Regions from separate parts of the Mus musculus genome. Here all the other regions are linked to region 3. A link is a loop called in an ENCODE intact Hi-C map of the cell type or tissue named here. Cell type or tissue: gastrocnemius. All regions are shown on one strand.

Region 1 (5,000 bases), 1.0 Mb before region 3:
GACCCTGTGCCCATGGCAATCCTGCTATGTCAGCCTCCTGGGTGCTAGCATTATAATAGTCACGAGTTCCCAGGACTGACTGACATAGTAGTGGTTTCTTAGAATACATTTTATATTCCTGGAAAGTGGCACTGAGTTGTTACTGTATAAAATAAATCAGAATAGAAATTGTATTGATTCATTGGGCTCATAATGCAGACACATGTGAGAATTTGCCCTAAGACAAGCTGTTGGAGGACACTGTCTACCAGGCATGGCATGGCCTTCACCCCCTTGAACCCAACAGCTGTAATTGCCTGAGGATACGCATACAAACCTAGGCTCACTGACAGCCCATCATGAAGTGTGGCAGGACTCATGATGTCCGCCTGCACCTTCCCCAAAGATAAGACAATTAGCTATTGCTGACAACTGGATACCTTTTGTTGGTGATATAGCTGCCCATAAGCTGGCCACGATCCTGAACATAACCCAGTTAAGAAAATCGGTTTGCTAAGCCCACCTGGGTGGAATCATTGCTTTGTTTCTATCTGCAGTTCTGAGTGGGGTAAGAAAACATTTGCTAAGATCTTTGCAAAACAGGTTCTCACACCTCCTGCACATATCTTTATGCACGGCGGGATATCATGTGCTCACAGAGTCCTCACTGCTTCATTCTTTTTTTTTTTTAAAGCAACTCTTTGATTTTTTTTAATTAGGTATTTTCTTCATTTACATTTCCAATGCTATCCCAAAAGTCCCCCATTCCCTCCCCCACCACTCCCCTACCCACCCACTCCCACTTCTTGGCCCTGGCGTTCCCCTGTACTGAGGCATATAAAGTTTGCAAGACCAATGGGCTTCGCTTTCCACTGATGGCTGACTAGGCCATCTTCTGATACATATGCAGAGGGGGGTGGGTGGTGGGAGAGTGGGGAGGGTACTGGTTAGTCCATATTGTTGTTCCACCTATAGGGTTGTAGATCCCTTTAGCTCCTTGGGTACTTTCTTTAGCTCCTCCATTGGGAGCCCTATGATCCATCCAATAGCTGACTGTGAGCATCCACTTCTGTGTTTGCTAGGCCCCGGTATAGCCTCACAAGAGACAGCTATATCAGGTTCACTGCTTCATTCTTATGTAAAAAGAATTAAAGAAAAACACTGGTCTTCCTTCTTCTTGATTTTCTTGTGTTTTGCAAATTGTATCTTGGGTACTGTAGGTTTCTGGGCTAATATCCACTTATCAGTGAGTGTATATCAAGTGACTGCTTTCATGATTGGGTTACCTCATTCAGGATGATATCCTCCAGATACATCCATTTGCCTAAGAACTTCATACCCATGGAAGGAGTTACAGAGACAAATTTGGAGCTAAGACAAAAGGATGGACCACCCAGAGACTGCCCCACCCAGGGGTACATCCCATAATCAGTCACCAAATGCAGACACTATTGCATACCCCAGCAAGGTTTCACTGAAAGGACCCTGATATAGCTGTCTCTTGTGAGGCTATGCCAGTGCCTGGCAAATACAGAAGTGGATGCTCACAGTCAGCTATTGGATGGAACACAGGGCCCCCAATAGAGGAGCTAGAGAAAGTATCCAAGGAGTTGAAAGGGTCTCAAACCCTATAGGTGGAACAACATTATGAACTAACCAGTACCCCAGAGCTCGTGTCTCTAGCTGCATATGTATCAGAAGATGGCCTAGTCGGCCATCAATGGGAAGAGAGGCCCCTCGGTCTTGCAAACTATATATGCCCCAGTACAGGGGAACACCAGGGCCAAGAAGTGGAGGTGGGTGGGTAGGGGAGCAGGGTGTGTGGGGGGAGAGGGTATAGGGGACTTTTGGGATAGCATTTGAAATGTAAATGAAGAAAATACCTAATTAAAAAAAATTTAAAAAGATGGCTTGTCTCTCCCCCAAACCCATTCTTTCAGAGGATAGAAACATTAGATAAAAGAGGGACAAAAATAAATAAGCTGCCAAATAAAATTTTAAAGGACAGGTGGATTCTAGGTAGTCTTTGGGATCAGGAAACGCATGCTCTGACTAACATGATGTTCTTCTCGAGCACATAGGGCTAAGCCACTGTAGACTGAACATCATAAATACATGAGACAAAATGAACTTTTTCCTTTTTAAGTTTTTGCTGTTAGCTATTGTCGTCTCAGTGACAAGAAACACAATTGGCAGAGGGACACCTAATGGCTTCCTGATGCACCAGTGTGACAGACTACGTGCACAACAGTGCAGAAACATCCTTGGAAATGGGTAAGGTGAGGATCCTGGAAATGGGTTGTAGTTCTGGCTCTGCTCTGGCTCTGTCCCTTGACAATGCTGACATTTAACAACTCTGCGTTTGTGATTTCCCATGGATTAAACCTAAAGTTATATTTGAGGAAGCCTTAAGACACACCCCCTGGAAGAAGATGTGTTGATTAAGATTCCCTGTATTCTTTATAAACCGTCAGGTAGTCCTGAAAACGCACAAAAGCATGCGGTAGTTATAGGTAGGAGCATCTATAGGTTGTGATCCTTTTTTGGTCTTATGGCAGAGAGACAGCTGTTTCTCATGGCTGACTTATGTATCCTGCTCTTTAACAGAAACCATCTTTAATGGATGTAGGTATCAGTCCCAGCCTGGCTTCAACTTATCCACGATGATGAATCAATACGAAAAACTCTTGGAAGCTCAGCTAAGCATAGATGCCTTACAAATGTTGAGAATCTGCATATGCAGCTTTTGCACACATGCTCACAGTAAAACCAGTGCGTTGCTTTCTTCTGAAACCGAACTCCAGAATTTAGCCAGCAGAGGGCGACAGTTGATAATATTTGAACGATGAGCTGGTTTCCCGTCCTTTCAGGAGACAACACTGGCTTGAAGTGCTTCTTCTTTGTTTATGCTTTTCTGTCAAATATGGTCAACATTACACCTCAAAGAAGAGTTGGAAACATCATAATTTAACTTTAAGAACAAAAAAATGAAGTCAATGAAACTCTGCTTGGTCATATTTACAAGACTTACAAGTTTTTGGGTTTGTTTGTTTGTATTGTTTTGTTTGCTTTTTAGTGTTCGTGTTAGAACTAGAGAAGGGGAAAAGTTCAAATACTTTGGACAATTGCCCAAATGTAGGTAGCTTGATTCAAATGGGACTCTCGTGGCATGCTCAGAGACACTGCCTCCAAGGTGTCTCTTTGTAATTGACTCTTAGCTGTAATAATTTGCCAAAATTGTGGACTCAGCCTTAGAAGAAACATTTAGGTCATCTTTAACATAAATGATCTAAATAGTGTTATTTCCACAGATGCATAAAATAGCATGGACCCAGGCTGAGAAGTTCTTTGGGTTATCAAGCCACACCTTCAACTGTGTGCTGCTGCTGAGTACAAGGTCACTCCGTTGGAACTCAGTAAGAAAAATCATTAGAATGTTTAATTGCTCTCAGGACGCAAAGCTTCTGTGTGCATGTGGATTACAGTGCTGGGTTCACATGACTACTTGTGGGGTGAAAAGAAAGGCTACAACCAACACACAAAGTGTAATAATACCTGCCAGAATTGGGGAAGTCAGCACATCAACAATACATCAACAACAGAAAAACCCTGTCCACAGACTAAGCAATTCTTCCATTTTAAGATGATGTTAAACGGGAAGATTTCAGCTGTCTTCTGGCCATTTTTAAAGTATTCTAGTAATCTGGATTGTTACTCTCTATTGCAGTTTTGACTTTTAACTATTACACAGTTGCCAAGGACAGAGACAAGAATCAGGAGCACCGCACCCCCATAACCGTGTGTGTGTGTGTGTGTGTGTGTGTGTGTGTGAGAGAGAGAGAGAGAGAGAGAGAGAGAGAGAGAGAGAGAGAGAGAGAAAGAGATTCTAGACCACAGACTCTTGTATCATGTTGGCCCCACAATGGCTTTATATAAATGAGCCATTCTTGTGTCCCAGTTATCCTCCCAATTATCTCTCTTGATGCCTACTTTCCATTAACATTTAAACACAAAACAACACTGGCAAAATATGTTAGAAACAATATTTAAGTATAGGCTTCAATGGTGAGTATTTGTAGTTTTATTTCAATTCTTAGAATCAAGTCCTGAACACTCTGAACTCTGACAATGCAACACATGGTTAGTACCTTTTAATTTGTGGCAATGTAAAAATTATAGACACTTTGTATATAAAGGGAAGAGAAAACATGAGGCACATCTTTGGAAAAGAAATTTTTATCGATACCGTTCCTTTAAACTTACCTTCTGGTCTGATTTTAAAAGTGAGGCCCAACACTGTCATCACTTAGATTCATTTGATCAGTTACAAAATATTTCAAAGTAATTAAAACATTACAAAATTTTAAAAACACACCAGAACACATACTAGCTACATTTATCACTGCTATGATGAAATACTTGACAAGAAGCAACTGAAGGGAGGAAGGCATTATTTAGGTTGATGGCTTTTGAAGGTACAAATTCACTGTGGCAGAGAAGGCATGGTGGGGCAGGCAGTTTATGCCAGAAGAGAAATTAGATCCCTCTCCTAAGGACCCATTTCCTCAAGCTAGATCCCATCTCATAAATGTTCTTCAACTTCCATTATTGCACGGTTAGCTGTGGCCAAATGTTCCCTGGGTTTTGCTGGTCAGTCAGCCTGCCTCAACTGGGAAGCCCTGGATTCAGTGAGAGATTGGTGAGGACATCTCACCTTTGGCTTCTGCAAACATATCCATGCATACACAAATGAGTGCGCAAGGGCACACACATACACACACACACACACACACACACACACACACACACACAAAAACATGACTTGGAGAAAATTCATTAGTAAGTCCATAGCAGAAATACTTAAGGGTTTGGTGATGTGGTCATTATTTTTCTAAATTTCTTTATGACTCCTCCCCTAAAAATTTGGATATCTCACTAAGAACTGTGTATAAATGTTTACATACAGATGTTTTTGAAGCTACTGTATTCAATTCTCATCTGAACAATGAGAGCCCTGTGGT
Region 2 (5,000 bases), 820 kb before region 3:
AGTCATAATAAGGAAAGAATGTGTCAACATGATTTTCATATGCATTGTTCTTTTGATTAGTAATGGCGAACATTCTCATATACGGTCAGTCAGTCATTTATATCTCTTCTCTTTCTATTTATTTATTTATTTATTTGGAAAGTGGAGGTGAGTGTGACCTTCACAAGATACTTTACAACAGTCTAGAACATTCTCATATACGGTCAGTCAGTCATTTATATCTCTTCTCTTTCTATTTATTTATTTATTTATTTATTTATTTATTTGGAAAGTGGAGGTGAGTGTGACCTTCACAAGATACTTTACAACAGTCTAGAACATTCTCATATACGGTCAGTCAGTCATTTATATCTCTTCTCTTTCTATTTATTTATTTATTTATTTATTGATTGATTTATTTGGAAAGTGGAGGTGAGTGTGACCTTCACAAGATACTTTACAACAGTCTATTCTCTCCTACAATGTAATTCCCAGGAACAGAACTCAGGTCAACTGGTTTGGGGAATGCCTGTTTGCTTTGAATCTTCAGATGTGTGTATTGCATTTGGAATACCCAGAGAGTTAAACAAATTATTATGTGGTCATGGGGAGGGGCATTCAAGAGAGAGAGGAAAAGCTATTACATTATACAAAAATTAGAGGGGAATACTGGAGCAGGAAATAATAAATCAGGGTGGGAGATGGGGGGCGGTAGGAGGGAGGAGGAAATATGGGATGCCCAATTAACACCAAAGGCCTTTTGAAAAAGCCATTTGGAGACCCACGACTATAGAAGCTTCCTAAAATTTATACTAGTGAATACATAAAAAGAGTTTTAATGAAGTTTCTCTACAACAGAAGGACACCACATGCTAGCAAATAGAAACATAAGCACCAGGAATTGTTTACATCTTTGTGAGATTTGGGCCAATGGAATTTTAAAAATCCTTCACCCCAACATTACAAGCTATTTGCCAGTGTTCTTGGTTACCTCCAGTACTCAAAGGTTAAAAAAAAAAAAAAAAAACCTATTGGTGAAGTCACCAAAAACTGGACTTGCATATAAATAAATAGATAGATAGATAGATAGATAGATAGATAGATAGATAGATAGATAGATAGATAAAATCAAGCTGGTACTCACTTGTAAACTTCACCGCTATTGGCTATTATAAATGCTAAAAGGTGGTATCTGCACTACCAGAGGAGAACCAGCTGCAAGCTGCAACAAAGACTGCCCCGGAAAGATACGCCAATTGGTGCAATAGTGGCACAAATATTTTTAAAGTAACCAATCACTTTCCTTTTTTTTCTTTTTTGAAGATTTATTTATTTATTATATGTAAGTACACTGTAGCTGTCTTCAGACACCCCAGAAGAGGGCATCAGATATCATTATGGATGGTTGTGAGCCACCATGTGGTTGCTGGGATTTGAACTCGGGACCGTTGGAAGAGCAGTCAGTGCTCTTAACTGCTGAGCCATCTCTCCAACCTAACCAATCACTTTCTTATTGGCTCTTAGGTACTCTCCCTGAGATGAAATCTTTTTCTGTGACTGTTAAAAGGCACTGTCAACATGTGCCTAGATATGTTATAAGCCCTAAAGGAGAACCTACTACTGGTTTTCTGCTAAATGGCCATATTATAAAATGACTCATAATGATCTCTACTCATAAAACGGTACCACTACCCACCCTCATCAGCAAAGATAAAAGCCCCTAACTTTATAACAGGTTGACAGTAAGAGATGGTGGAATGCTCAGCCATAGATCGGATGGAATTGCACAGGCTGTGGTGAGGCACAAGCTCAACGTGGAAGGAGAGACATGAAAACAAAATCCTAGAGGAAACTATTGGCATTTGATAGCTTTGAGAAGAAGGAGAGCCAGCTTTGACATCACATGATGGCATGTCTTGTCTTGACCCATGGTAGGTTGACTACACTGCAGAGGAACCCTCACATAAAGAAAGGAAGAAAATGAAAAAAAGAAAAACTCAAAGTTTGGTGGATGGGAAATCGCAGGTAAAGAGAATAATTATGGAAGGAGTTGGGGTAATTATATTATATGATCAGACGCTACTGTATGGAATTCACAGAAAGAAATACAAATATTATTTTCCAAGGGAATCTCTAAATTAGCAACTTTCCAATATGTTTTATGCAGGAGAAACTTTTGTTTAATGTAGAAGAAATGTATTTTTTAAAGGATCTGCAATCATAAATAAAACCCCAAGGCATTCCTTAACAAACTCTTAGTTCCCACTCTATCCTGAAACTCTTTGCACCCCATAACATATCTCTGATAGCCCAAGCTCTGCAGACTACAGATCAAATATCTAACCAGTAGAAATTCTTCTTCACAGGTTATTTCCCAATCCAAGCACCAATAAGGTGACAATTCTGGATTTTCATATTACTCAGCATGAACCAAGGCAAGACTTTAAGATCTTCTAGAGAGAAAGTTTTGAATTTACTCATCTAGCACACTAAACTTTCTTCAAATCCTGAAGTCAGTTAAAATGGAAATGCTTTATCATGACTGTCTCCAATTAATAAAAAGAACAGGTTTCAATAAAGAATAAAGTTAATAAGGGATGTAAAGCTTCGTCTTGGTGGGATAATTTGCACGTGTGTCTTACCCAAGCTTTTGAATGTGAACTTGAGAATGAGACGTTCTGATTTCTCACAGCTCTTCAACAGCTCCTGAGAACCACAGATTTTATGTCATTAGTTGCTGCTTTGAGAATAGACAAGGGGAGAGGAGTCTCTGTTGATTCCTGTTGCATTCTGCAGGCAGGCTTGTTTGTTCACTCTTTCTAATGTGTTGTTCTTGACCCTCTATGAACAAGGTGTGGAACCTGGTTTATCTGTCTGCAGTAGAAAGTATTATGAAATAAGGACAGCAGGGTCATTTCTGAACAAACTCTTGGAACATTTGAGCTGGCTTTATTTTCCTTTGTCACTAGATGTCACTGCATACACAAGTGTGCTCCCATGGCTAAAGCCATCAGAGCCAGAGAGCTGGGCTACAAGCTTCTGGAAGCCTTCACTGTCGTCCTACTTGGAAGATATCAGTACCTTGGATCTCTTTGAGGCATTCTCAAAATCTAGTTTAATTAGTCTAATCTCTCCTAATACTTTGTCGTCTTCCATATTGTGTGAGATCCAATATAAATGTGTACAAGCCTTTTGCCTTTCAGTGGGATCTTTGGCAGGACTTAAATGTGGTAAATTAATCTTACTCTCCATTTCTTTCTTTTAGAACTCTGGACAGGATATAAATTGGCTATTTATCTCCTACTCCTAATCCAGGCCTGTATCCTATTAAAAAAAAAAAACAAAAACAAAAAACAAAACAAAAAAACCCAGCAATGATATGTCTTCAAGCAGAGTAAACATTAAGTCAATACTTATAACTGACTTCAAATATGTTTGCTAGCAAGTGTCCGTATACATCTGCTCCAAGCTAAAAGAGTTTGCTTTAAAATGAATAGTCCTATTATCCAGTCTCTTTCCACATTTCAGGCTTCTACTTGTGTTTCCTGAGTACACAGGTGTCCTTGGTTAAACCGATAGGCCTCTCCCATCATTTTCCCTAGCAAGTTTTGCTGTCTTTTCAACAAGCACTTAAGGGATTCCTTCAAGTGAATATTTCAGGGCTCTATGGAAAGAGTAATTCAAATCTCCCCAAGAAAATTGGTGAAAACCCTGGCTTCTCAAAGATCTCCTACCTCAGGTGGAATGTTACCTCCCTGAGTTGATCTGCCCTTACCTCCTGGGGGTGGGGATTGTAACTTTGGCAATTAACATTTGAAAACTGCCACCTTCTTGAAGGGGCACCTGGAAATTGAATCTCTGACTGTGTATTGAGATCTGCTCACAGTCCCCAGAATAATCATCGTAAGGTGTTAAAGACCCAAGTTATGAGTCTTCTGTGTAATTGTGGAAAACCTAGACCTCAATTACTTCCTTCACAAAAAATGAAAAAAGAAAATTATGCCCCTTATCACACCATGTATTAAGAGAATCAATCAAGGTATAAATTGTGCCAGAGTTGGGGCAGGATAGTTATAGAAAAACATATCTTCTTTCCTGTAATTATTTTATTGCAAGGTGTGCACTTAGATTAAAGCATGGATAGATTCGTAACACTTTGAAAACTGATCATTTACTTCTTAAAGGCTCCTTTTTAATGTTTTACCTAATGATCAAACATGATTAGTGGATCATTGGCCAGATATTGTCCACGCAGCTAACAGGCAAATGGAGAGAAATTAAAACGAAGGAAGCTTGGCAGAATGTGGTAGCATGCTCTGGGCACTCAAATGAAGAAGACAGAGCTTTTTTATTGCCATGGAAACAGAGGGTCAGACTGGCAAGTCAACAAGGTAGTCTCAGAAGAGGCAAACTTGTTCTTTGCTGGCCTGCCCATCAGTTTTATTTCTAAGAACTACAGCCTGAGAGAAAACTGTGCAGATGTTGGTGAGTATGGCGTCATACTTTGATGCGGCTAAGGTAAGTAAACCAATGATCTAGGACGATTGCATTTTCGATGAAGTGCACATGATTTTAAAAATGGGGTAAAGAGAAAAAGAGCAGACAAAACTCCAACAATTTTAATTGAATCGTAAATGCAGTCGGGATTTGTCCCCTATCGACTCTTTATACACTTGTTTGCCTCTTTTTAAAAAAACGGTGCTGATGACGTCACATTCGGTAAATGGTGGCTTCAAGCCCTGGCCCACTCCTCTCCTCCTCAGTTTGGATTGCTGAGAGCGCCACAAGGCTGAGGCCATCCTCTAATTAAGGGCAGGATTAGCGCTCAATAGCCCATGTGTTGCTCTTGGTGGCTTTCAGCCCTTATGGTTTCTCGCTTCCTTATGGTCACTGTGGCCACCTAGAAATTCTTTTCAGGATTATAATAACCAGATCAGCTGCTGCAGCCTGGAGCCGGGCAGGACAAAGGGAGGCGGAGGGCACTCCCGCAGGGGACTGTCTGTTCACAGATCCCAGCGGGC
Region 3 (5,000 bases):
AGCAAAGACAAATAAAGACTTGGTAACTGAAACCTCACATATGAAAAGAATTAGACTAGTCCTCACTCCAAAAAGTTACGAGAGCAAGAACAAATAAGAACTGAAGGCCAAGTCTCTCTACTGCACAGAACATCACTGTAAAACAATTACTGAGGGCTCCATGGCACACATAGAATGTTATTTTTCCAAACACTTTCGTAGCATTATACCTTTCATTATTAATTTGATATGAAAAAACCCAGTGAGACAGATAATCCTGTTATTTCTATCTGTAGATAAAGAGGGGGCTGCTCCAAGAATTAACATGATTTCGTGTCATTTTATAAGTGAAACCACAAGATGAACTCAGGAATCCTGGGTAAAATCTAATGTTAGTTTCACATTCTAGTATTCTTTCCTCAAAAACCTAATGATCTAAATTTCAAGAAGTGACTGGGAGGTGGCTCAGTGGATAATGTGATTGCCATCCAATAATGAGGACCTGAGTTCAGATTCCTAGGACCCATGTAAGGTGAGGTACAGTAGTGTGGGTCTATAACCACAGCTCTTTCAAAGCAAGACAGGAGACACAGAGAGAGAGAGAGAGACAGAGAGACAGAGAGAGACAGAGAGAGACAGAGAGACAGAGAGAGACAGAGAGACAGAGAGACAGAGAGAGACACAAAAGAACTGCTGAAATTCAGTCTAGCTAGTCTGGCACATGCAGGGGGGAACTAGAAACACAGTCACAAAGTGGAAGATAAGGACCAAACCCCAAGGCTGTCCCCTCTGATCTCCAACTAGTGCACATGCATGTGCATACACACACAGAAATAAATTAATTTCAAGACATGCTATAAAATAACCTACAGAAGCAGGCACAAATGACAAAAAATTTATAGAAATGACATCATGAACAAGATGCCAATACTAGTACATAACAGAACAACAATATGAACTAACCAGTAACCCCCCCCCCCGCCCCAGCTGGTGTCTCTAGCTGCATATGTATCAGAAGATTGCCTAGTTGGCCATCATTGGAAAGAGAGGCCCATGGGTCTTGCAAACTTTATATGCCCCAGTACAGGGAAACGTCAGGGCCAAGAAGTGGGAGTGGGGGAGGAGGGTATGGGGGACTTTTGGGATAGCATTGGAAATGTAAATGAAGAAAATACATAATTAAAAAATTAAAAAATAAAAAAATAAAACAGATAATAGATTTTTCAAGTAATGAAAACTGGGGTGCTTGACCTGCTATCTGCTTTACCAGAATCTTCATGATGTCATACTTTTGTGAAGCACACAGTAGAGCATTCTTTTCTAATGTCACACAAATATCGCATGTAGGTATATGCACATGTGTGAGTACAAAGGGTTGTCAAATAACTATATAAATAACAAATAGCAGCCAAATGACAAAGAAGTCTTAAGATCAAAGTACTGTCACATGCTACTCACATGTGACAGAATGACACATGCAGAAGCCTAATTTCCTGTATTACTTAATGGCTATGTTCTGTAAGGTACTCCAGGAGAAATATCTAAGAGAGTAAGTAAGCACTATGCATATTTAGACTGTATGGGTAATGAGGACATGGCTGCACACTTAAGACAGTGCCACAGAATTCTCAGGAACTGTGAACTACAGGGATACACAATACCCACCTCACCCCTAACTTCCTTAACCAAATATCCCCAAACTGGCATTGACTAGAACAATGAGAAGAAGAGAGGAGGAAGAGCACTAACCAGGACAACATGTGTCAGTCCCCCTCGGCCCCTTCTAACGTTTACTGTTAGGATAGGCCTGGGCCCACAAGGCTTTCCAAAGACAAGGGGATTCTTCCTCCTAGCACAGCAGTTCTAGATTCTTGACCCTAGAACAAAGCACCCAGCAGATAGCCTCTGCCAGTCTCAGAATAATTTCTCAAGGCCACTCTGGATAGTTCTGGTAGTTGTGATTGTTTTCACTGTAGTGTCCAGTGTGGTGTATCCTAGTAAGTATGTTGGGATGGAAGCAAGAGAAATACACGTGTGTATAACAGACTCTGGAGTACCTATATACACAACCAATGGGCAAGCAGACCAGAATTTAAGGTTCCGTGATAATCTGAGACTGAGCCATCCATTTTAACAGCAATTCAGTCGGCCTGCTTTCTTGGATCACAGTATCTAGAGAAGTTACCTTAGGAAACATAGAACAATGATGCCCTCTACAGCCTTTAGAGAGAATCCATACAGTTGGTGAAGGATCCTGAGTCTACCTTTCTAGTAAAGATTGTTTTAACACTAGAAGATAAAATAAAACACATACTTTGCATGTGCATCAGGAAAAACAAAATCATTATAAGAAAATAGTGTTACAGTTTAATGTTGAATGACATAGAAGTGAACTCTACATGTTGTCATTCTGTTATCTGTTTAAGAAGAATTAATTGGCTAACTGTTGGTGTGCTGTGGAAGTAGCTCAGAGGGTAAAATGCAAGCATGAGAATCTAACTTTGATCCAGAGAACTCACAAAGAAAAATTGAGAACATCTTTAATCTCCCCACTGTGGAGGCAGAGACCAGTGGATCCCTAGGACCTGCAGACCAGCCAGTCAAACCTGTTTGCTGAGTTCCAGGCCACTAAGACACCCTGTCTCAAAAGGTACAGGTGGATGCTAAGGAATGACACCCCAGGTTGGCCTCTGGCTACACATATGTGAACATGTGTACAATCAAGTACACACACATACAGCATGCATAAACAATTACAAATAAACAGAAGCTGCTTGTAAAAGAATTATTTTAAAAGTCACTAGGAACACCTATGGCAGAAATAGAGAAAGACAGAACTTTTAAGTAAAGGATATACCACAAATTGAAGATTACACATTACCTGTCCAGAAAAAGAAGTTATGAGGAAAAAACACAGAAGGAGTGGTACTGGTCACCTCGGTAATATCCTAGAGTATTCAGGTCCCGTGACATAAAAGAAACAGAGGAGAAGTCCTTCTCGGGGGTGTTCTAGGACAATGTGTGCAATGTGTGACAATAAGATGCACCTACTGGGCACTGAACATAAAGTAAGTATAATTAGCATAGGAATATTTGGTTTCTATATCAAAGAAAACAAGACTCATTCATCAGGCAAACCTGGAGCAGTCTGGCAAGTAGAAGAAAACATGAAACATTTTTCAGTTATAAAAAAAGGAAACAAAAACAGGTTTTATTCCAAGGAAACAGACTGTGACAGGGAGGCCTGAGAACTGACAGAGAACACTTGGTAAAAGAAGCTTTATTTCAAAACAAATACATCCTCTTGCTGCAAAGCCATCAATACCCACAGCAACTCTCCTATGGTGTAAGAAGGTACCCCAAACCTCCACAGCCATGATAGTTTGAGCTGGGTAATGTCAGAAAGCTGCTAGCAGTTTTGTTCCAGTTCCATCAAGTAAGCAGCACACACCTAGCTGCACACATTTCCCAATCTGGCAATGCAGCAACAGCAGTCTGCACACTCGGAGCACATTGCCAGCCACGGCACTACAGCCCAAAGCCTTCAAAAGAACAGAGCTCTCAAAAGAAACAGCTGAAGAGGTTGGGAAAGTGGTGAGTTTAAGACTCAGGAGAAGGAATACACTTATCCTTCTTAGGCTTTCAAAGTTAGGCAAAGACAAATATTGGAAAAGTGTTCTCAGGGATACAGGTCGCTCTCCTCTCAGCTGTATTTCTTATAAATACCAGGATTACTTGAAGTGCCTTTAATTGTTCTTTTGGAGCGCTTCACTTCAATCTTTCTTAACATCCAGAAGGTCAGTAAGTAGAACTCACCCTATATGGAAATACCTGCTGCAATCTTGTTTTCAATGCTTCATACCAGATCAATGCATCAACTTTCAAATAAGCAATGGTGACACAGTCAGTGGCGCATTCCCCTTTAGGTACACCAAAAACCTAGGACACAGGCTGTAAGTGATTCACAGAGGGAAGCTAGCAAGACAAAAGCCTGACAGCCAATCTCTATTCAGCTGTCTCTTTCTCTAGAAATGCAATGCATTGCTCTTCCCATTCGCTTTTACTATAACAAGGAAATCACATCAATATTTGAGCATATTTAACTTTTTCTGGTGTTCTACAAATGCAAAGACTGATGAAATGTTAGCTGAAATGTAGATCTCAGTATAAAACTAAAATTGCTACCAGGAGAAAGAAAAAGCATAAATAATAAAGATATAAAGAAAAATTTAAAATATAGTAAACTCATTTCCTTTTTATGCATTAATAAACATTTACACCTATTATATTTCAACTTTAGAAAACAACTCAGGCTTTTTACACCAGTACTTCCCCACAGACCCCAAAGAAAAAGTGGACAGTATGGACCAGCAAAAGGAGATGCTGTCAGCCTTCTACAGTGGTGGGAAGGGGCAAAGGGTCACTGCACATTCCCTGTAGAAGACAAAGCCAGATCCACATTCCAGGGAAATTTGGCTGGTCCAAGTTTTCCTTAAATACAGATTGGCCTGCCTGTCACTAAGCCAGGCTCTGTAATCTTCCCAGGCTGCCATTGCTAGGGAAGCCAGGAATCCCTTCTAATTAATCAACTCTCACAACAAAAATTTTCCCACCCACGAAACAGTAAGTGGTTGGGAGGGGAAGTGGGAAAGCAGTCTTCGTGGCCAAAAGAATCGTAGACTTTGCTGTAATACCGAACTAATCCAAGAAAACAGATGCAGGAAGCAGAGGAAATGATCTAGAGACAGACAATGAGCTTGGGGGCTTTCACTGTACTGCTCTTCTGGAGCCCAAGTTAAACATGTTAAATCTTAAAATGTAATTACTGGGAATGAAGCCTGGCAACATTTTACTCTTCTTAAAGCCAGGAATGGGACCCTGAACTTTTCCTGAGGCAGATATCAGATACATGATTGGACATTTTAAGCAATAATTTATTGTTCTGTTTCTTTTCTCGAACACTTTGTGTTTTAATGGACAAATATCTATGATTAATACTTGAGTGTTCATATCTGTTACTA
Region 4 (5,000 bases), 180 kb before region 3:
TAGGGACGGATTAACTGAACTAGGGCAGTGAGGGATTTCAAGCTAAAATAAGGGCTTGGGTCCTTTCATCACCTCCCTTCCCTGTTGTGGCTTTTCTTAGATTTGTAGCAGGTGTCCGTCCGGTTCCTAGGTGAAGACTCTTCTTGTGGAGAGTGCTGTTGCATTATCTAATTGCCAAGTGGATCAAATGAAATTAAATTGCCGCCCCTTTCTTGTTCTCATTGCATTGGACAGACATCGATGACTGTTCTCCAAATAACTGTTCCCATGGGGGCACCTGCCAGGATCTGGTGAATGGATTCAAGTGTGTGTGCCCGCCCCAGTGGACTGGCAAGACTTGTCAGTTAGGTAAGGAAACTCTCGTGACTGTAATTCTTTGCCAAGGTTGGCTGTGCTCCTCAGAGCTGTGAGGAGGGACGAGCATGTGGCCAGCAGTGTGTGCGTATCTGTATCCCATCATACGAAGTAATTTATTATCAGGGTCTAACGAGCCTGGGAGAAATACCTTGCATGCAAATGGCCTAGGGTTTTTAGGTCCTGTGGGAAAGCCCTGGGATTCCTTGAACCATGTCAATTGTCCCAGGAGTGTTCAGCTGGGTTCTAAACAGGGATGACCTCGTGAGGAACGAGCTGTCTGCATTCTTTTTGCCACATTTAAAGCCCAGCAACTGGATTGTGCTGGGTTTTGCACACAAGTGCCTGGTGGCTTGCTGTTTGTCAGCCAGCAGCCCAAAAGAAAGTTATCAATTAGCAACCCTTGATGGATAAAGGCTGGGAGAGGGTTCCAACGCTCCAAATAGAAGACACCTCCTATTTCTTATTTAGCTAGCTTGTTAAAATGTCTCATATTTCAGACCAGCACTATGGTGTTTTCATTTCAAGGGGACAGCAGTGGGGTGGGGGCAGTCCCCCATTTGTCACTGTTCATCCTTGCTGCTTTTCAGATGCAAATGAGTGCGAGGCCAAACCTTGTGTAAATGCCAGATCCTGTAAGAATCTGATTGCCAGCTACTACTGTGATTGCCTTCCTGGCTGGATGGGTCAGAACTGTGACATAAGTGAGTGACTTTGTTTTGATTTTCATGAAACTTGGGTGACAAGTCTTTTTTCCATTCATCCCCCTCCAACCCCTGCTCGGGTTCTGGGACTCTTTTCCCCTTACTTTGTGATGTTAAGGACGGAACCCACAGCTTCTTGATATAAGCTGTTTAAGCACCTTCCAGCTGAATAGAAGGAAAAACCTTATTAGGGGGAGGGGAAGGGAATGTTTTTGGAGAGGGAGGGGCCAGGCTAAAGCAGTAAGGAAAACATACAATTTATCAGGCTTGTTAGTTGCTAAAATTGGGCATATTCTGATAAGGTGATGAGAACAATGAGGTGAAGTTTCACTCCCTCGTCTGGGAGGATTAGGGAGGGTCCCCACCCTGTGGCATAGCCTTATCTCACCGGAAGCACAGGGAAATCTGATTGAAACTTTTATCAGTCTTGTACTTTTCAGGTGAACCCGAATTCAATGTCACGTGCCTCCTTAATGTGACGGCTTGTTTATTTTTTTCAGATATCAATGACTGCCTTGGCCAGTGTCAGAATGACGCCTCCTGTCGGGTACGTAAGTCATTGCTTGAACAGAAACCTTGTCATTGCTTGAACAGAAACCTTGCTTGACACATGACAACAATCTTTTAAGATTTATGTGACACGGGAGAGTCTTGCTCCTATGGGATTTAAAATGCTGGTGAGAAGCTGAGTCCCTCACCAACCCTAGCTTGTCAGGAGCCTCTTAAAGGCAGGCATTCGGAACCGCTAGTCTGGGCCCAGGCTTAGCACGAGGCCATTTCAGTGAATGGCCTGAACCACAGCAGTCTTGTCAAATCCCTGACGACGTCCTGGGTTCGTGGATACATAGATAAATATGTATGTGTTTCTCCCCCTTCTCTTCTCCCAGGATTTGGTTAATGGTTATCGCTGTATCTGTCCACCTGGCTATGCAGGCGATCACTGTGAGAGAGACATCGATGAGTGTGCTAGCAACCCCTGCTTGAATGGGGGTCACTGTCAGAATGAAATCAACAGATTCCAGTGTCTCTGTCCCACTGGTTTCTCTGGAAACCTCTGTCAGGTGAGCGGAGGCAAAAACTTCAGGTCACCAAGCTTTAGTGTTGAACCCTATTCTCCATCACCATTCTTTCCCCTCCTTGCCCCACTCTAGTTGTTTAGACCCCTGACACCAACTAGCACCCCACTGACTGGAGGATGTCTGCTAGACAAATGCTGTAGAAGGCAGAGTTGAATGATTTCTTATTGATTACTGTGGCCTGTTTGCTTGGCTGAGTGTCATCCCATAGCCCTGTTTTCTATGCTGTCACCGTGCCCTGGGCTTTAATGCTTTCCTGGGACCTGACGACCTTAAGGGTTACATGGGTGTATTCTGTATAGGGGGTCTCCTTGTGGAAGGGGTTGGAGCAATCAATTGTTTACTGCCCAGAGAAGTGATGATGACGCCTTTGTTTTCCTTTGATCTGCTCCTTCCCACTCTTGCCATATGGCAGCTGGACATCGATTACTGCGAGCCCAACCCTTGCCAGAATGGCGCCCAGTGCTACAATCGTGCCAGTGACTATTTCTGCAAGTGCCCCGAGGACTATGAGGGCAAGAACTGCTCACACCTGAAAGACCACTGCCGTACCACCACCTGCGAAGGTATCTCCCTCACCCAGGGCCCATCTATCCACAGATGGGCTCCTGCCACCTCCCCCTAGAGCTCTGATAAGTGGTAAATGGGTGAGGAAGGTTTTCAGATGAAACTTAATCTGATCACTTAGGGAAACAAAACCATACGGAGGTAATCTGTCAGGCTGCTGTTGGGAGAGCCCGAGTACCGTTGCCCAAGGGAGAGAATGTGAAATCCATTTATCATCCCAGTTCAGAGGTGGCCAAGTTTGTGACAGAAGAGAAGAATTGCTCTGAGGAGCGCTGTCAGCAGGGGTCTATAGCAGTGGGGAAGTTAGGCGTTTGTATCAGTTATTGTAGCCATGGCTGGCTATTGGTGCTTGAGACACTTTTTTGGAGTAGTTCATATAAAAATACGTACACGTGGCCTATGGCTACTATATTGGGAGGCATAACTTAAAGACTTGTCTAGATAGGTTTGTCCTTTAGTTTTGGTTAAGATGAAGGAGGGCTGGACAGTGGTGGCGCACGCCTTTAGTCCCAGCACTCAGGAGGCAGAGGCAGGCAGTTCTCTGAATTGGAAGCAAGCCTGGTCTACAAAATGAGTTCCAGGACAGCCAGGGCTACACAGAGAAACCCTGTCAAGGGGGAAGCTGGGGTGGGGTAGCAGGGAAGTATAGAGGTGACCTTCTTTGACAAGCATTTAACATGAGATAGATATTAAGGTGCCATTAAAAGAAACTTAAAAAGACTTTCTGTCCACTTGGGAGTCTTACATTTTACCTGTCATAAGAACATTGTTGGGTTTTAGTTCCCAAGCACCTCTTGATGAGTTAACTCATTAGCCCAAGGAGTGGCCCTATCCAATCAGGCAGGCATACATGGGCTAAGTCCTCTACTTAGAAATGCTGTCGGTGGGTATGTGGCTGGAGTCTGATCCCAAGCCTGTGTTCAGTGATTGACAGCTGCACTGTGGCCATGGCCTCCAACGACACGCCTGAAGGGGTGCGGTATATCTCTTCTAACGTCTGTGGTCCCCATGGGAAGTGCAAGAGCCAGTCGGGAGGCAAATTCACCTGTGACTGTAACAAAGGCTTCACCGGCACCTACTGCCATGAAAGTAAGATTCCACTTGGAACGGGGGAGCCCAGTGGGTACCCAGCTTGGGGGAGCAGATGTATTTGAATTGCTTTAGGAAGAAAATAAGGTAGAGGACAAGTAGTGGCTTCCTTAGGCCCCTGATGGAGGCATTAGTCAGTTGATAAGACCACCAATAGTCTCTTGAGCTCTTCAAGATGATTTTGGAATGTTGTAGAACCTTCCTTTATTTGAGTGGTCCCTCTTTTCTATAGAAGCTTTCCCCCCAGGCCTACCAAATAAGCCAATGTGTGAGGGTCTTAAAATGGGGAGGTACCATCTAGAAGCCCCGGCACAGAAAGGGTAGTGATGTATCCAGGTACGTTTGCTAAGGAGGCAGCTGTGACAATGACCAGGCGGTGCCCCGGTGGCTGCATGACTGGCCCTTCGGCTCCTCAGTTTGCCCATGCTTCCTTTCCCAGATATCAACGACTGCGAGAGCAACCCCTGTAAAAACGGTGGCACCTGCATCGATGGCGTTAACTCCTACAAGTGTATCTGTAGTGACGGCTGGGAGGGAGCGCACTGTGAGAACAGTGAGTCTGCTGCTGCTTTTGGGGACAGATGGCTCCAGGGTGAGGGCTCGGGGTAGAGCAGGGATAACACCTTCCCTTGGGGGAAGCCCTTTTTTTTTTTTTTTCCAGAGATTTCTATTATGGTGGCTGTAATGATCTCCTGTATCTCCTTGGTATTTATTAAGGCTGCTGGGCAGTAGTGGGAGGAGCCACCACTGGGGGATGATAGAATTAGATTGGCAGTTAGGTTCTTTCCAGGCACGTATTCTGACTTGTTGACATTTCTGACCATCTTGATTTTAATTGCCATGGGCATTCCGGAGGATTGTGTGCTCTTTATAACTTGTATTCTTTCCGCCTAGCCGAGAACTTGTCTAAAAGGTTGATGATGAAGTTGAGGTCCTAGGACATCTCACTTGTTCTTGGAAGATAGCATAGAAAGCCAGGGTTGGATCTTCTCATAGTCGAGCTTTGCCCCTTATCATGACGGACTTCTTCAGCCTTGTGTCTCTTTGGTTCTAGACATAAATGACTGTAGCCAGAACCCTTGTCACTACGGGGGTACATGTCGAGACCTGGTCAATGACTTTTACTGTGACTGCAAAAATGGCTGGAAAGGAAAGACTTGCCATTCCCGTAAGTGTTGCTGCCGGGGTCTCCTGTCTGTCTTCTGAGGGA
Region 5 (5,000 bases), 70 kb before region 3:
TTCTAACAAAATTCCAAGTAACCTTGATGGACCTGGGGGCCACACTGTGACAATCAGTGACCTATGACAAGTGGTTCCTGTCCCTGGACAAACATTAGGATCATCTGCATGACCCCACCAGTCCTTGCTGGATATGTTTCACTGGCTGCTTTTGTCTGCCTGCCTTCCTTCCCTCCTTTTCTCCCTCCCTCCTCCTCTCCTTCCCTCCCTTCTTTCCTCCTTCGTGTTTTAGAAACCAACACCGAGAATGTTGTCCTGGCATTGTCACATGGACTCTAATGCTGCTTGGGCTTCTCTGAAGGTTCACTGAATAGAACACCTGGAGACAAGGGGGAAATGATAAATTTGTGTGTCTTTCAAACAGGGTAGGCAATGAGTGATGAACTCTGACCTGAGACCTATAGAAGTTAAGGTGCAGGGCTGGTGAGATGGCTCAGTGGTAAGAGCACCCGACTGCTCTTCCGAAGGTCCTGAGTTCAAATCCCAGCAACCACATGGTGGCTCACAACCATCCGCAACAAGATCTGACTCCCTCTTCTGGAGTGTCTGAAGACAGCTACAGTGTACTTACATATATTAATAAAATAAATCTTAAAAAAAAAAAAAGAAGTTAAGGTGCAGGTTATGGTTTCTTTGGAGGGTCCTCCATGGTCTATTCCGTGCGCAGTGCCACCCCTGCTCTTTCTAGATAACATTCTACTCCTTTAATCCTGCGTCTATGCTTCCCTCACTGCCTCTGCCTTAGCATGGCTGGTAGAGAATTAGTGTCCTGAAAATCAAGTTCTATAGTGCCTGTTTCTAATTTAACTGGCAGAAAGGCTAAATATTTTTCTTTGGTGGTGGGGGGAAGCAGCTATATTTCTTTCGGTGCGTGCTTTCTGATTCATTCTACACTGCCCCTAAACAGGACAGTTTTGTCCCATCCTCAACTCCTCAGTTTAAGGAAGCATCAGGCTTTGTTGATCATACATTGGTACCTACTGATGAAGCCTGACAGTGCAGATTACCCAAGATTATTATTATTATTACCCAAGGATTCTTCCATGCATCATAATTAATCTCCCAAAAAGATGTATTTCCTTTTGCTATTAAATTCCTAGGGAAAAAAAAAAACAAACCTAATTATCTTAACTGTTGACATCAAATCGATCTAGCTGAAAAGATAAACATCATGTCTTTATATTCTAATAAAAGGAATAAGCATGGTACCTAGCTTTTATCTGTACTAGTCTTCAGGTTTAAGTGTCAAGTAGCTATTTAATGAGATAACTAAAACTCTACATTTTAAGAAGGATTACATTAAAGGATTTTATTAAAGAAGTACTTAAATGCCCCATAAAACACCATTTCCCTTATAAATATTCACTATGGTTCCTCTGTACAATGTCCATTCATTCACGGAGAACATATCTACTCTACTGGAGAAGAAAAGGGAAGCTGCCAAAGACTAATCAGAAAAGAAACTGCAGGGCCTGTTCTTTGAGTAGCTACTCCACAAAGAACACTGAAATACCATATTCTCTCTGCTCCTTCCAATGGAGGCAGTTACTTCAGTGTAGCTCAACTTTTACCATGTGACATAAAGTTGCCTCGGAATTATAAAGCACATAGGTATGTCACCAAGAAATACTAAGATATCCCTAATGAACATTGTTTAGCCCAGGCCTATAACATTCTCTGCCCTACTGCTTCAGAGATATTAGATACTAAAATTGATTAGATCCATATTCATTGTAATTGCTGCCACTATCAACAATGCAAACTCACATGTATTAGCTAATGAAGAAGCCAGACAAGACAGGCTTTCATAAGCAGTGAAAAAAGCAGAAGAAATATTTCATCAACAAGAAAGTGGACAGATGTGGAAAATGGTAGGAATATCCAAGGTAGTGCCCACAAGCCAAAACTGTAAATAAGGTTAGACTCACACAATTATATGGCTGGAGTATATATTACACTACTGAAGGCAAACATTCATTTCATTATTAGGGCTTAATGCCAGGTGGCAGAGCACAGTTGATCAAAGTGAATGCTGAGGTTCAATTTTCTTCCTTGTAAAAACTCAGTGCATTTGCAGCATTAGCCCCTTACCAGAAGAGGGCAATGGTGGCCACCAATACTGGCAAGTCTCATAGAGTAAAGTTACCTGCCCGGAAGGTAGCGCCTGCCACAGCACACAGGCCTCATAAACACCTCAGGGAGTTGCTGGGTTATGCATGCAAGGACATAAACTCTTCTCTTGAACAAGAAAACAGATGACTAGAGGACTGAGCTATTTCAGTGTGTGTCTACCTCATGGGACAAAAGTGCTATCCACAGGCAACCCGCTTTCTACATGTTAATACTAAGTCCATGCTCCACGCTTTTAAAAAGGTGAGGTGAAGACCCTGGAGAGAAGCTATTATATGACATGAGATGTTTGCAAATCAGCTACAATTCTAAATGCAAAGGACATTCCCTGAAGGACTCTAGCGTTTCAGGCTCCTATGGGGAGTTTCCAGGCCCCATCCTAGCTTCTTTTTCTTCTTCACTAGTGTTCCCAATTTCATATTCCCAAGCAGGCTGTTTGTAGCCCAAGGTCTTCAAGCTCTCTAAAGGCATCTCTAATCCCCTCTCTCCTGGACAAACCATTTGCTCTGCTAAGCAGGTTCACTCAGCACCTACTTTGTAAGACACACTTACCTGTAAGGAAAGAAAGAGATTGTTTTCCGTTTACATTTTTGGCCTAAGTCAATAGTGAATGGGTAGATAGAGGGGCAGAAGGCAGAGGATAAAGAACATGAAGAATGGGCAGGCTATTCACTCTTTCCCTTTTCATAAGATAATGATGTTCATAAGGTAAGGATGCAAACTTTAATGTCCATACCTTCACTTTTCAATCCCCACAACAACCTGCTCCCTCTCCAGTTCTAGGTCAATGGTAGCATGACCTTTCTGCTTCTAAGACTTGACACTCCCTTCTCCAGAAGTCACAGACAACCCCCATCCTGGAGTCCCAGGTACCCAGTTCCTCCTACAATCCAAGCCACCACTTTGTTTTGCTTGGTCCTCTGCAGCACTCTCTTGTGTTCCCTCCATCAATTCACCTTCAGTCTGTTCCTAGGGGGATCAAACTGGGTTCAACTTTGTCCCCAGCCTCTACTCCACTAGAAGAACTTTGAGAGCTTTCTTTCAGTTGTTCTCAGAGAAAAGACTAACTCTATGAGAAGCTAACCATACATCCCAATTTGTCCAAGTCAGCTGCACTTTAGGACCCACTCTCGGAATTATTATTAGCCAGCCTCTTCTCTCTGAAATCTTGCCTCGGCTCTTGCGATAAGCTGCATGGCTTGCTGTGAGGCATACCGTCTGCCAGATGCTCCAGCCTCATGGAACTTGACATTCCTGTATTCTGCAGTGCTCCATCTCTGGTGGTCACTAGCTACTTATTCACTTGCTTTTTATTGAGCATATACCAGCCCAACGGCAGAAGGCAAACAATGAGGCAGAAGATAGAACCTTGGTTCTGATGAACACCACTTCCCACCTGGCCTCCACCAAGGATTTCTGCAGTTTTCCTTTGTGTCTTCTTCATCAAAACCCATGACTGCATACTCAAGTGAAGCTCCCTTTACCTGGCTGGCAGCATCATGATTCTCATTTCCAGAATTCTTCTTGAAACATTAAACACTGGTTTAATATTTTAAACTCTCCAACTGCTGTATGGTTGGATGGGTAGCTAGAGTCTTCTCATTGGTGTAAGGTGGACACTAAACAAGAGTCATTTTTACCAAGTAAGTCACAAGAAGAATACCTTTTCCCATGAGGCTACATCAGGTCATAACTGAGGGGGTAGCATCATCCACCTGGAGAAGAGATTCCCCTCCCTCCCTCCACTCACTTTTCTAAACTGAGGGCCCTCCCATATAACTATTATATAAAGGTGCTAATATCAACTTCTTCATAATCAATTAGCATATATAATTATATATACTTTTGGGTTACAGAGTAATGTTATATGTAGGTACTAAGTTTCTTAAAATATTAATCTTTCACACTTTTTATAGATATCACAAATATTTTACCATGTCTGTATATGTGGGGGTGCATTGTGTGCATGAGTTTGTATCTGTGTCTCTGCATATCTATGCACATTTGCATGTGTGTTTCTGTGTGTGTACATGACAGTATGTGTCTCTTTGTATGTATGTGTATGCATTTATTTGTGCGTATTTATATGTGTATATGTTTGTGTCTTGTATGCAGGCATGTGTATCTGGTGTGTGTATGTGTGTATGCATGTATGTTTGCAAGTGTTTGTGTATGTGTGTCTTACTTACTGCTTCATTGCTGTGAAGAGGAACTCTTGAAAAAGAAGGCATTTAATTGGAGGTTTGCTTACAGTATCAGAGGGTTAGTCCATTATTATCATGGCGGGATACAGATATAAAAGAGAGCATTTAATTGGGGGCTTGCTTATACTTCCAGAGGGTTAGTCCATTATTATCATGCCAGAAAGCAGACAGGCACAGCACCGGAGCAATAGCTGAGAGCTTTACCTTCTGAGCCACAAGCAGCAGACACAAAGAGACACAGAGTGCTTGGTGTGGGGGTGCTTTTGAAACACCAATGTCTACCCTTAGTGACATACAAAGCCCTGGAGATTGAATGCATTCTAACCAAATGCTCTAATATGAGAGAAAACCCCAGCCCTGATTAGGCATTGTTGTTGTTGTTATTATTATTTCTATTAAATAAATTAAGCAGGGATAAATGCTCTAATGATTTCCCACACCAGAGGGGACCATTTAAGCTCCTCTTTTCACTAAGATAAGTCACAAACTTACAGGGTCCACATGTCAGTCAATTATAGAAATGTCTGAATAGTCCAGATCTAAAAGGGCAAATTTTGCCAGCAAGTGCAAAGACAACAATGTTCAGGATATAATGTCACTTACAGCAACAAGAATAAAGCAAACAGTAGGCCTCTGTGACGGCAGAGCTCTGAGGAACGAATGGCC

What was found. A loop is a pair of places that touch in the nucleus more often than their neighbours do. Peaks named below come from ENCODE experiments on the same cell type or tissue, not always from the same donor. Only the 100,000 strongest peaks of a DNase experiment are listed, where the experiment ranks them.
Region 1: it touches region 3 in a loop (6-fold over the local background); 18 of 42 quality-filtered maps call a loop at or near these places.
Region 2: a loop joins it to region 3, with 9 times the contacts of the local background. A loop is called at or near these places in 16 of 42 quality-filtered maps.
Region 4: it touches region 3 in a loop (2.5-fold over the local background); 5 of 42 quality-filtered maps call a loop at or near these places.
Region 5: a loop joins it to region 3, with 6 times the contacts of the local background. A loop is called at or near these places in 6 of 42 quality-filtered maps.

The regions. Positions count from the first base shown.
Region 1 is chr2:137,940,748-137,945,747 of GRCm38, reverse strand. No RefSeq gene overlaps it. Among named protein-coding and RNA genes, the nearest start is that of Gm14062, 66 kb to the right of the region's middle. In gastrocnemius, a CTCF peak has its summit at 2,790 (motif pointing right); a DNase peak (open chromatin) is centred at 2,796.
Region 2 is chr2:137,730,579-137,735,578 of GRCm38, reverse strand. No RefSeq gene overlaps it. Among named protein-coding and RNA genes, the nearest start is that of Gm14064, 70 kb to the right of the region's middle. In gastrocnemius, a CTCF peak has its summit at 2,952 (motif pointing right); DNase peaks (open chromatin) are centred at 2,995 and 4,888.
Region 3 is chr2:136,911,713-136,916,712 of GRCm38, reverse strand. The region is part of intron 2 of Slx4ip (SLX4 interacting protein); the gene reads right to left. Among named protein-coding and RNA genes, the nearest start is that of Slx4ip, 22 kb to the right of the region's middle. In gastrocnemius, a CTCF peak has its summit at 2,193 (motif pointing left); a DNase peak (open chromatin) is centred at 4,501; H3K27ac peaks cover 1,984 bases.
Region 4 is chr2:137,088,555-137,093,554 of GRCm38, reverse strand. Jag1 (jagged 1) reads left to right here. Exons shown (of 26, transcript NM_013822.5): 9 at 235-348; 10 at 945-1,058; 11 at 1,559-1,605; 12 at 1,946-2,119; 13 at 2,550-2,700; 14 at 3,626-3,790; 15 at 4,230-4,343; 16 at 4,845-4,958. Among named protein-coding and RNA genes, the nearest start is that of Jag1, 25 kb to the left of the region's middle. In gastrocnemius, no CTCF peak of the experiment used is centred here; a DNase peak (open chromatin) is centred at 2,585; H3K27ac peaks cover 477 bases.
Region 5 is chr2:136,981,250-136,986,249 of GRCm38, reverse strand. All of the region lies in intron 2 of Slx4ip (SLX4 interacting protein), which reads right to left. Among named protein-coding and RNA genes, the nearest start is that of Slx4ip, 92 kb to the right of the region's middle. In gastrocnemius, a CTCF peak has its summit at 2,100 (motif pointing right); no DNase peak of the experiment used is centred here; H3K27ac peaks cover 431 bases.